2 separate regions of the Homo sapiens genome follow, and region 2 is linked to region 1. A link is a contact called in ENCODE Hi-C data. All regions are on one chromosome and are shown on one strand. Each heading gives the region's core, a stretch centred on a gene start or an enhancer-like site at or near the end of the contact. The rest is flanking DNA. Distances are from core to core; before and after follow the strand shown. Region 1 holds the start of VANGL1 (VANGL planar cell polarity protein 1). Region 2 has its middle 58 kb from the start of TENT5C.

The links. Hi-C counts contacts between places; a loop is a spot of excess contacts on that map. Pooled maps may share reads with other maps.
Region 2: a loop to region 1 is called in a map with no recorded cell type, with 8 times the contacts of the local background. The contact joins the enhancer-like site here to the promoter of VANGL1 in region 1. A Hi-C loop is called at or near these places in 5 of 37 single-sample maps with no recorded cell type and 4 of 50 pooled maps.

Annotation. Positions count from the first base shown.
Region 1 is chr1:115,639,770-115,643,812 of GRCh38, forward strand. VANGL1 (VANGL planar cell polarity protein 1) reads left to right here and starts at 2,201. Exons shown (of 8, transcript NM_138959.3): 1 at 2,201-2,317. RefSeq lists a silencer at 1,933-2,922 and an enhancer at 2,058-2,816.
Region 2 is chr1:117,662,194-117,666,236 of GRCh38, forward strand. No RefSeq gene overlaps it. Among named protein-coding and RNA genes, the nearest start is that of TENT5C, 58 kb to the left of the region's middle. RefSeq lists enhancers at 2,055-2,294, 2,485-2,554. Within about 2 kb of position 2,303, at least 6 of the 41 ENCODE cell types and tissues checked have a DNase peak (open chromatin) inside an H3K27ac peak, as active enhancers do.

The DNA of each region.
Region 1 (4,043 bases), core at 951-3,450:
ACCCTGCTTCAGCTCGCCCTCTGTAGGCTGCACCCACTGTCTAACCAGTCCCAATGAGATAAGCTGGGTACCTCAGTCGGAAATGCAGAAATCACCTGCCTTCTGCATTGATCTTGCTGGGAGCTGCATACTGGAGCTGTTCCTATTCAGCCATCTTGCCCAGGTCCCCCGGCATGTTTTTTTTTTTTTTTTTTTAATTGAGATGGAGTCTCGTTTTGCCCAGGCTGGAGTGCAGTGGCATGATATCAGCTCACTGCAACATCTGCCTCCTAGGTTCAAGCAATTCTCCTGCCTCAGCCTCCTGAGTAGCTGGGATTACAGGTGCCTGCCACCACGCCTGGCTAATTTTTTTATTTTTAGTAGAGATGGGGTTTCGCCATGTTGGCCAGGCTGGTCTTGAACGCATGACCCCAAGTGATCTGCCCATCTCAGCCTCCCAAAGTGTTGGGATTACAAGCTTCAGCCACCAAGCCCGGCCTCTACATGGCATTTAAAGGTGAATTTATTATTTTAAAATAGGTTATTTGCAACTACCCCTCTTTCCCACAAAACATCATCTGGTAAGGTGGCTAGACATAAGAACCTAAGTGAATTAGAATTACTTTCTGAAAACTCATTGAAGATCTCTGTGTTAATTGGAGCTATTCAGGTACATGACTAGAATTGGAAATCCCTGGCCTGTTTGAACTTTGAAAGTTCTACATTTTAGAGATGAGAGAGACATGTTTTTATAATGTTCTACATTTCTGACCCTGAGTGCTGATTTGGGTGAATAGACCATTGGCTTTACCCATAGGAACCTGGCTGCCTGAGTCAGCAACATCTGCTCTCTGGAGCCTACTGGGAGGCTGGGGGTGGGGGAGGAAGATGGTCTAGGCCACTGAGTGGGGCAGCAGAGCCTGGGGACTAGGAGTGGTGAAAATCAGCCACATTGAACATATGGGTGTCTTCTCAAGGAAATGTGACATATGCGAGAGAAAATGGAGTCTAGAAGGGATGAGGAAGAGGTGATCAAGGGAGTGAGGGGTTCTTGGAGCCAAGGTTCCCTGATTAAGGCTAGTCAGGGTGGGCCTGCATTTCCCCACCCCAAATGCCCGCAATACTCCTGTAGACAACTCTTAGGAAATTCAGCACTTCATTATACACTGCTTCCACTGGAAAATCCTGCCACGTAAGCAGCTTTGGGTCCCAGCTAGATTGGAGATGATCAGTAAGGAACCCTAATGCTACCAACACAAGACAACTAAGAAAAGTGCAAATATTCATGAAAATCGTTGCCAACTGTTTTGTAATCCTCACCACAATCCTGCAAGGTGGACAGCAGCATCCTCACCACTTTTCAGACAGGTAAACAAAGGCTCAGAAAGGAAACAGTACCTGGTTGGAATCAGCACTGAAGCTTCAGCTACCTGCCTGCAGAGATGTGCTCATCTAGCAGTTTCTAGGAGACTAGGCTGGCGGCAGTGCCTGCTCTGATAAGGGAGGAGGAGGGGAGAGGCTTGCTGTGGTGGCTTGTAGGGGGTGTGTGTGTGTGTGTGTGTGTGTGTGTGTGTGTGTCTATTTGTGGGGTCATTTCCAGGGCTACATGTGAGTTTAAGTGTGTGTATATGGGTTGAGATATGGTGTATATGGATATTTGTCGGTCAGTTCTTGGAAAGTGTGTATATGAGTGTGTGTTGAGTGGGGTTGGGGGGTTAGTCCCTGAGCCGTGTGAATATGTGGATGGGGGCACTCGTGAGGGCAAATGGGCTCGGATTTTGTGCATGATTGTGTGTGTGTGTGTGTGTGTGTGAGCTTGAGATTCCAAGTATGTGGGGGAGGGAGGGGGCGGTGTCGGAGATCAATCCCTGGGCCATGTGTTTATAGTGTGTGTGTCTGCCCAGAAGAGAGTGGGTTACTGGGCTGTGCACGTCTGTGTAGGGTGAGTGTGTGTATGAGGGTGAATGAGTGTGGGAGGTGTCATTCCCTGGTCCGTGTGTAAGAGTGTGACCGCGCACGCCTTCGTGTGTGTCCCGGGTGTGTGGGGTCGGGGCGGTGACGAGGTGAGGGGGACGCCGGCCGAGCCCCGCCCTCCGCTGCAGGTGGGCCGGCCCCGCGGCGGGGCCGGCAGCGCTAGCTGTTCTTGGCTCGCGGCCGCGCCGGGCTCGCAGGGCTGGGCTCGGGCTGCGGGGCGGCGCCGGGACAGGAAGCGGAAAGCAGCAGTGCAGCGGCGGCGGCGGCGGGGCTCTGCCTCTCCAGGAGCCCAGCGCAGGCCGCAGAGCCGGGGCCGCTGTGAGCCGAGACCGCGGGCCGCGGAGCTCGGGCGGCCGGCGCGGAGGTGAGTCCCGCGAGAGGCCGAGCGCTGCGCGGCGGCGGTCCCCGGGGCAGACCGTTGGCTGGGAGACGCCCCCACCTCGGACCCCGCGTGCCCCTGCGCCCTCCTCCCGCATTCGCCCCGCCGGACTTCGACCCCGGGTGGCCGGCTCCCGCCTCGGGCCGGGGGCTCCCTCCCCTCCTCCGGAGCGCTCCGGGTAGTGCTTCCTCTGACTCCACTCTTCTCCCCATGCGTTGCGCCCCTCCTGGCCCTGCCGTGCGATCTCCGCCGCACCCCACTCCTTGGGGTCCCGGGGTTCCCTGCTCACACCTCGGACGTCCCTTTCTCCCCGGGCTGGCCTTTGGAGTGCGCCCCTTCGGTGCGCGTGCCGGGGCGGCGGGCAGGCCGGCAGGGAGTGGCCGAGCGTTGGAGGCACCGGGCGGCTGCAGCAGCCGTGCAGGGCGGGAGCCGGGCGCGCACCGGGGTTCCCACCCCTGGCGGGGCTCGACCCGGGCGCCGCCTGGCCCTTCGCCAGGAACCGGGACAGAGCTGGTCTGTGTGCACACCTCGCTCACAAAAAATTGAGCCGGCCCTGGAGGCCTGGGGGGCGAGTCCGGTTGCGCCTCGGAGAGCGCAACAGGCAGGTAGGAGTTTACTTTCAAAAACGCCGGGGTGGAGCAGAGGCGCCTGGCGGGTCTCTGCCCAAGGTGTCCCTGCTGGAGGAAATCTCACCGCGCCGGGGCAGCCTTCGCCACCGGCAGGACCTCATTTCCTTCTGCAGTCTTTGAACTGCCCCAAGCATCGCGCCTAGAGAAGTGTGAAGCTTTATAAAAATTTAAACGCGTCCGTGGTGGCGGCAGCAGTGGGGCGGAGCCGCGGCCTGGCTGCTGTGTGATGAGCAGATGAGACTTGGAGCTGAGGAATCTGTTGCTCAGTTTTCACTTCTCCAAACCAGGTCTAATGCCCACGCTGCGAAGGTGTTGTGAGCTCTCTTAGATTCTCCTTAGGAAGTGTTAGAGCGCCTTATGATGATGATTGTGTAGATGGCCCATGCATTTTGTTAAAACTCTTGACCTGGCTTTGGTTAGAAATGAATGTATTCTTAGACACTTAGTCCAAAAGCTAACAAACTGTAAAAGAATCTGGCATTTTCACTGACATGTTTATAAATTTTACGGGGCTGCTGAAAAATATTATAACTTGTATCACCAGTCAACAATGCTAATTAGCATTCTCCCGTCAGTGGGTGGGTTGAGTACACAGCTCCCAGGCTCTGCAAGTGAGATGGCAGAAATTGTCTGAATACAGGGAGAGGTAATTAGCCATTTTCTGTAACCACTAATTATAGAGTTTTTAGGGTTGAATTAAATCAATGTGATATAGTTGGGGCTTTGATTTGTGGGAGGAAACTGTTTCTTTTTCCAGTTCAAAGAAATAACACGCTTCACCTATCCATGAGCATTAAACATTCCCAAACGTTGATGTCTCTCAGTATAATTAGTGAAAACACTCAGTGTGGAATTTCACTATTAACAATGTTGGCAGTGAGGCTTGCTTGCAACTTAATTTGTAAGTAAAATGGGAGAAGAATTTTGAGAGTGATATATTTGTAAGGACTGCTTGCCAAGCAGTACATTTTTATTGTCTTATGTATTAAGCAACAGGACAAAACCATAAAGGAAATTTAAAGTTTCTTTACCAAGCAACAATTCCATGTCACCCTTTGTTTGAAGGATAAATGTGTTGAATG
Region 2 (4,043 bases), core at 1,053-3,552, 2.0 Mb after region 1:
AATACAGAAAATTGGTACAGAGGAGTAGAGCTGTTATTAAGAGACTGGAAAATGCAGAAGCAACTTTGGAACTGGGTAACAGGCAGAGGTTGGAAGAGTTTGGAAGGCCCAGAAGAAGATGGGAAAATGAAGGAAAGTGTAGAACTTTTTAGAGACTTGTTAAGTTGTGGTGACCAAAATGCTGATAGAAAAATGGACAGTGAAAGCCAGGCTGAGAATGTCTCCGATGGAAATGAGGAATTGTTGGGAACTGAATTAAAGGTCACCCATGTTATGCCCTGACAAAGAACTTGGCTGCATTGTATTCATGCCCAAGGGATCTGTGGAAATTTGGTATTAAGAGTGATGATATGATATAGGGTGTCTTGCAGAAGAAATTTCTAAGCAGCAAAGCATTTGAGAGTAGCCTGGCTGCTTCTAACAACCTGTGATCAGATGCGGGAGCAACAAAATGCTTAAAGTTGGAACCTATATTTAAAAAGGAACCAGAGCATAAAAGTTTGGAAAATTTGCAGCTTAGCTATGTGGCAGAGAAATAAAAAGCCTTTTCAGGAGAGGAATCCAAGCAGGCTGTGGAACAACCACTTGCTAGAAATATTAGCATGACCAAAAGGAAGCAAAGTGCTAATTTCCAAGACATTGGGAAAATGCCCTGAAGGCATTTCAGAAATCTCTGAGGCAGCCCTCCCATCATAGGCTCAGAGGCCTAGGAGGGGAAGAATGGTTTCTGGGCCAGACCCAGGGCCCCATTGCCCTGTGCAGCCTCAGGACCCTGCTTCCTGCATCCTGGCTGCTCTGGCCCCAGCTTTGGCTCAAAGTGCCCCAGACACTCCTTGGGTGGCCACTTTGAAGCGTGCAAGCCACTGCTAGCCTTGGTGGCTTTCACATGGTGTTAAATCTGCAGGCGCCTGGAATGCAAGAGTGAAGGAGGCTTGGCAGCTTCCCCCTAGATTTCAGATGATGTATGAGAAAGCCTAGATGTTGAGGCAGAAGCCTACCACACGGGCCGAGGCCCCACAGAGTAACTCTACTAGGGCAATGTGGAGGAGTAATGTGGGGTTAGAGCTCCCACAAAGACTCCCCACCAGGGCACTGCCTAATGGAGATGTGGGAAGGGGCCCACTGCCCTCCAGATACAAGAATGGTAGATTCACCAGCAGCTTGTAACTTCTTCCTGGAAGAGCTGCAAGTACTCAACTCCAACCTGTGACAGCAGCCACCATGGGTTGTACCTTGCAAAACACAGTGGCAGGGTACACCTTGGGAGCCCACCTCTCACACCAGGATGCAGGATATGGAATCAAGGATTGTGTTGGAGCTTAAAGATTTAATGCCTTCCCTGCTGGGTTTCAGACTTGCATGGAGCCTATTACCCCTTTCTTTTGGCCAATCTCTTCCTTTGGGAATGAGAACGTTTACCTAATACCTGTACCACTCCTGTATATTGAGAGTATAAATCATTTGTTTTTGATCTCACAGCTTGTAGGTGGAAGGAACTCATCATCATAGGTAAGACTTTGGACTTCGGACTTGAGACTTGTGAGTTAATACTGGAACAAGTTAAAACTTTGGGCGACTATTGCAAAGGCACGATTGTGTTTTGAAATGTGAGAAGGATGTGAGATTTGCGGGGGGCTGGAGGTGGAATGATATGGTTTGAATATTTGTTCCCTCTGAGTCTCATGTTGAAATGTTATTCCCAGTGTTGGAGGTGGGGCCTAGTGGGAGGTGACTGGATCATGGGTGGATCCCTCATGAATGGTTTAGCACCTTCCCCTTGGTAATAAGTGATTTCTCCCCCAGTTAGTACACAAGAGATCTGGTTATTTAAAAGTCTGGGACCTCCCCACTCTTGTTCTCTTGTCCCCTTTCTTACCATGCAAAATGCCTGCTCCTGCTTTACTTTCTGCTATGATTATAAGCTTCCTGAGGTTCTCACCAGAAGCTTAGCAGATGTTGGTGCCATTCTTGTACAGCCTGCAGAACCATGAGCCGATTAAACCTCTTTTGTTTATAAATTACCCAGTCTTGGCTATTCCTTTATAGCAATGCAAGAAAGGACTAATACAACATGGAATGTATTTTCTTTTTCCTCTGATTATATTATCTGGGCACTACCGTGGATCAAAGCCGCAGTCATGACCTCATCATGTTGCTTCTGGGCGACAACTAAACAAATTTAAATATGAATTTAAAGCACACACATTTCTAGAAATCCAGTGTCAGAAGCCTTAAATATCAACTATTTATGTGAGTAGTCATCAAGCGTCTGGTTTGTGACGACTTTTGCACTGTTTTGTCACTATCTGGTGGCTTACAGGAAACCTCCCATTCTACGTGGTTGAAGAAAGAAGAAGTGACACCTTGATGTTTTTCTCAGAAGCTATGGTTGGGGACCTCCCCCTGAAAGCATGCAGATAATTAGTCATCTTGGAGACTATTTTTTAGTACAAGGTAGTCACAGGAAGGCCATGTGAGTACGGAAAGTTATGAGGCTTTGATTCTAATCCCAGTGCACCTTAAATGTCTGTGGGATCTTAGGAAAAATCACCCTTTCTGAGTCCCAGTTCTCTCAGATGTAATAAGAGAAGGTAGATAGAATGCTACCTAAGGGATTTTTTTTTTTGTCCTGACATTTTGTGATTTTTTTTTCACACACAAATAGAGGATGATATTTTGTGATTTTAATATAACCACAAAACTTACAGATCTGCAGAACTTTAGTCTATATCCTCATCACCTTCCTATAGAGCTGTGAGGAGATTCTTCTAACAACTCAATGTCTCTTCCTAGGTCAGTCTTTCTGGAGTGGTCCTTGGGCCTTTCAATACCCGAGTGTTCCTTCTAAAAGATACAACTAATGCCTTTTTCCCTTAAAAAAAAATCTTAATTGGAAACGATTTACCACTTTTCATCTTAACTATGGGTGGCATTTTTCTATTTCTTCACATGTCTAGTAATTTTTTTTTTTTTTTTTTGAGACAGAGTCTTGCAGTGTCACTAGGCTGGAGTTCAGTGGCACGATCTTGGCTCACTGCAACCTCCACCTCCCAGGTTCAATTGATTCTCCTACCTCAGCCTCCCGAGTAGCTGGGACTACAGGCACGCACTACCATGCCCAGCTAATTTTTGTATTTTTAGTAGACACAGGGTTTCACCATGTTGGCCAGGATGGTCTCGATCTCTTGACCTTGTGATCTGCCCACCTCGGCTCCCAAAGTACTGAGATGACAGGTGTGGGCCACCGCGCCCGGCCTGTTCAGTAATTTTTTATCGTGTGCTAGACTTTGGTGGATGATACTTTGTAGGGAGCCTGGATTTTCTTGTCTTCCTTTAAATGGTGGTGAGCTTTGTTCTAGCAGACAGTTAAACTACTAGCACATCTTTTTGGTCCTGTTAGGCTTGGTTTTATTCTTTGTTAGGGCAGGTCTATTTCTGTTTTGAACTTAGTCTTAGGGCACGCCTCTTAACCCTAGAATGTGTTCCCTGCTTTTAAAGTGTGGTCTTTCTTGTATCACCACTGAAAGCCTGAAGTGCTCAGTGAGGTTTCTCCACTCTGCCTGGAACTCTAGAGTCTCCAATATTGCATCATCTCTAGAATTACTGTCCGCTCTCAGCTCTGCGACTGGTGATCTTTGCTAAGCAATGGTCTCACCCAGTACATATATACTTTAACCCTGGATCAAGAATACTTATCCAGATTTCTCCCCCCATCCCCTAAAACACGTACACCATGTGCAGTTCCCTCTTCCTTCTTTCCCTGCCCCACACATCCCAGCTGCTTCAGCAGCCCAGAACTTCACTTCTGCCACCTCAGTTCAGCTTGAGCTCTACCTCAAGAGCTCAAGGAAAGAAAACCTCCCTAGACAGAAAGCCAGGCTGATCATGTGACTTACCTTGTATGTTTCTCTTCTCTCAAAAATCACGGGGCCCTGCACTACCTGCCATTCAGTGCTTGAAAACATCATCTCATGTATCTTGTTTGATTTTATGATTGTTTTTGACAGAAGGGCAAGTCTAGTACTAGTTAGTCTGTCATCCAT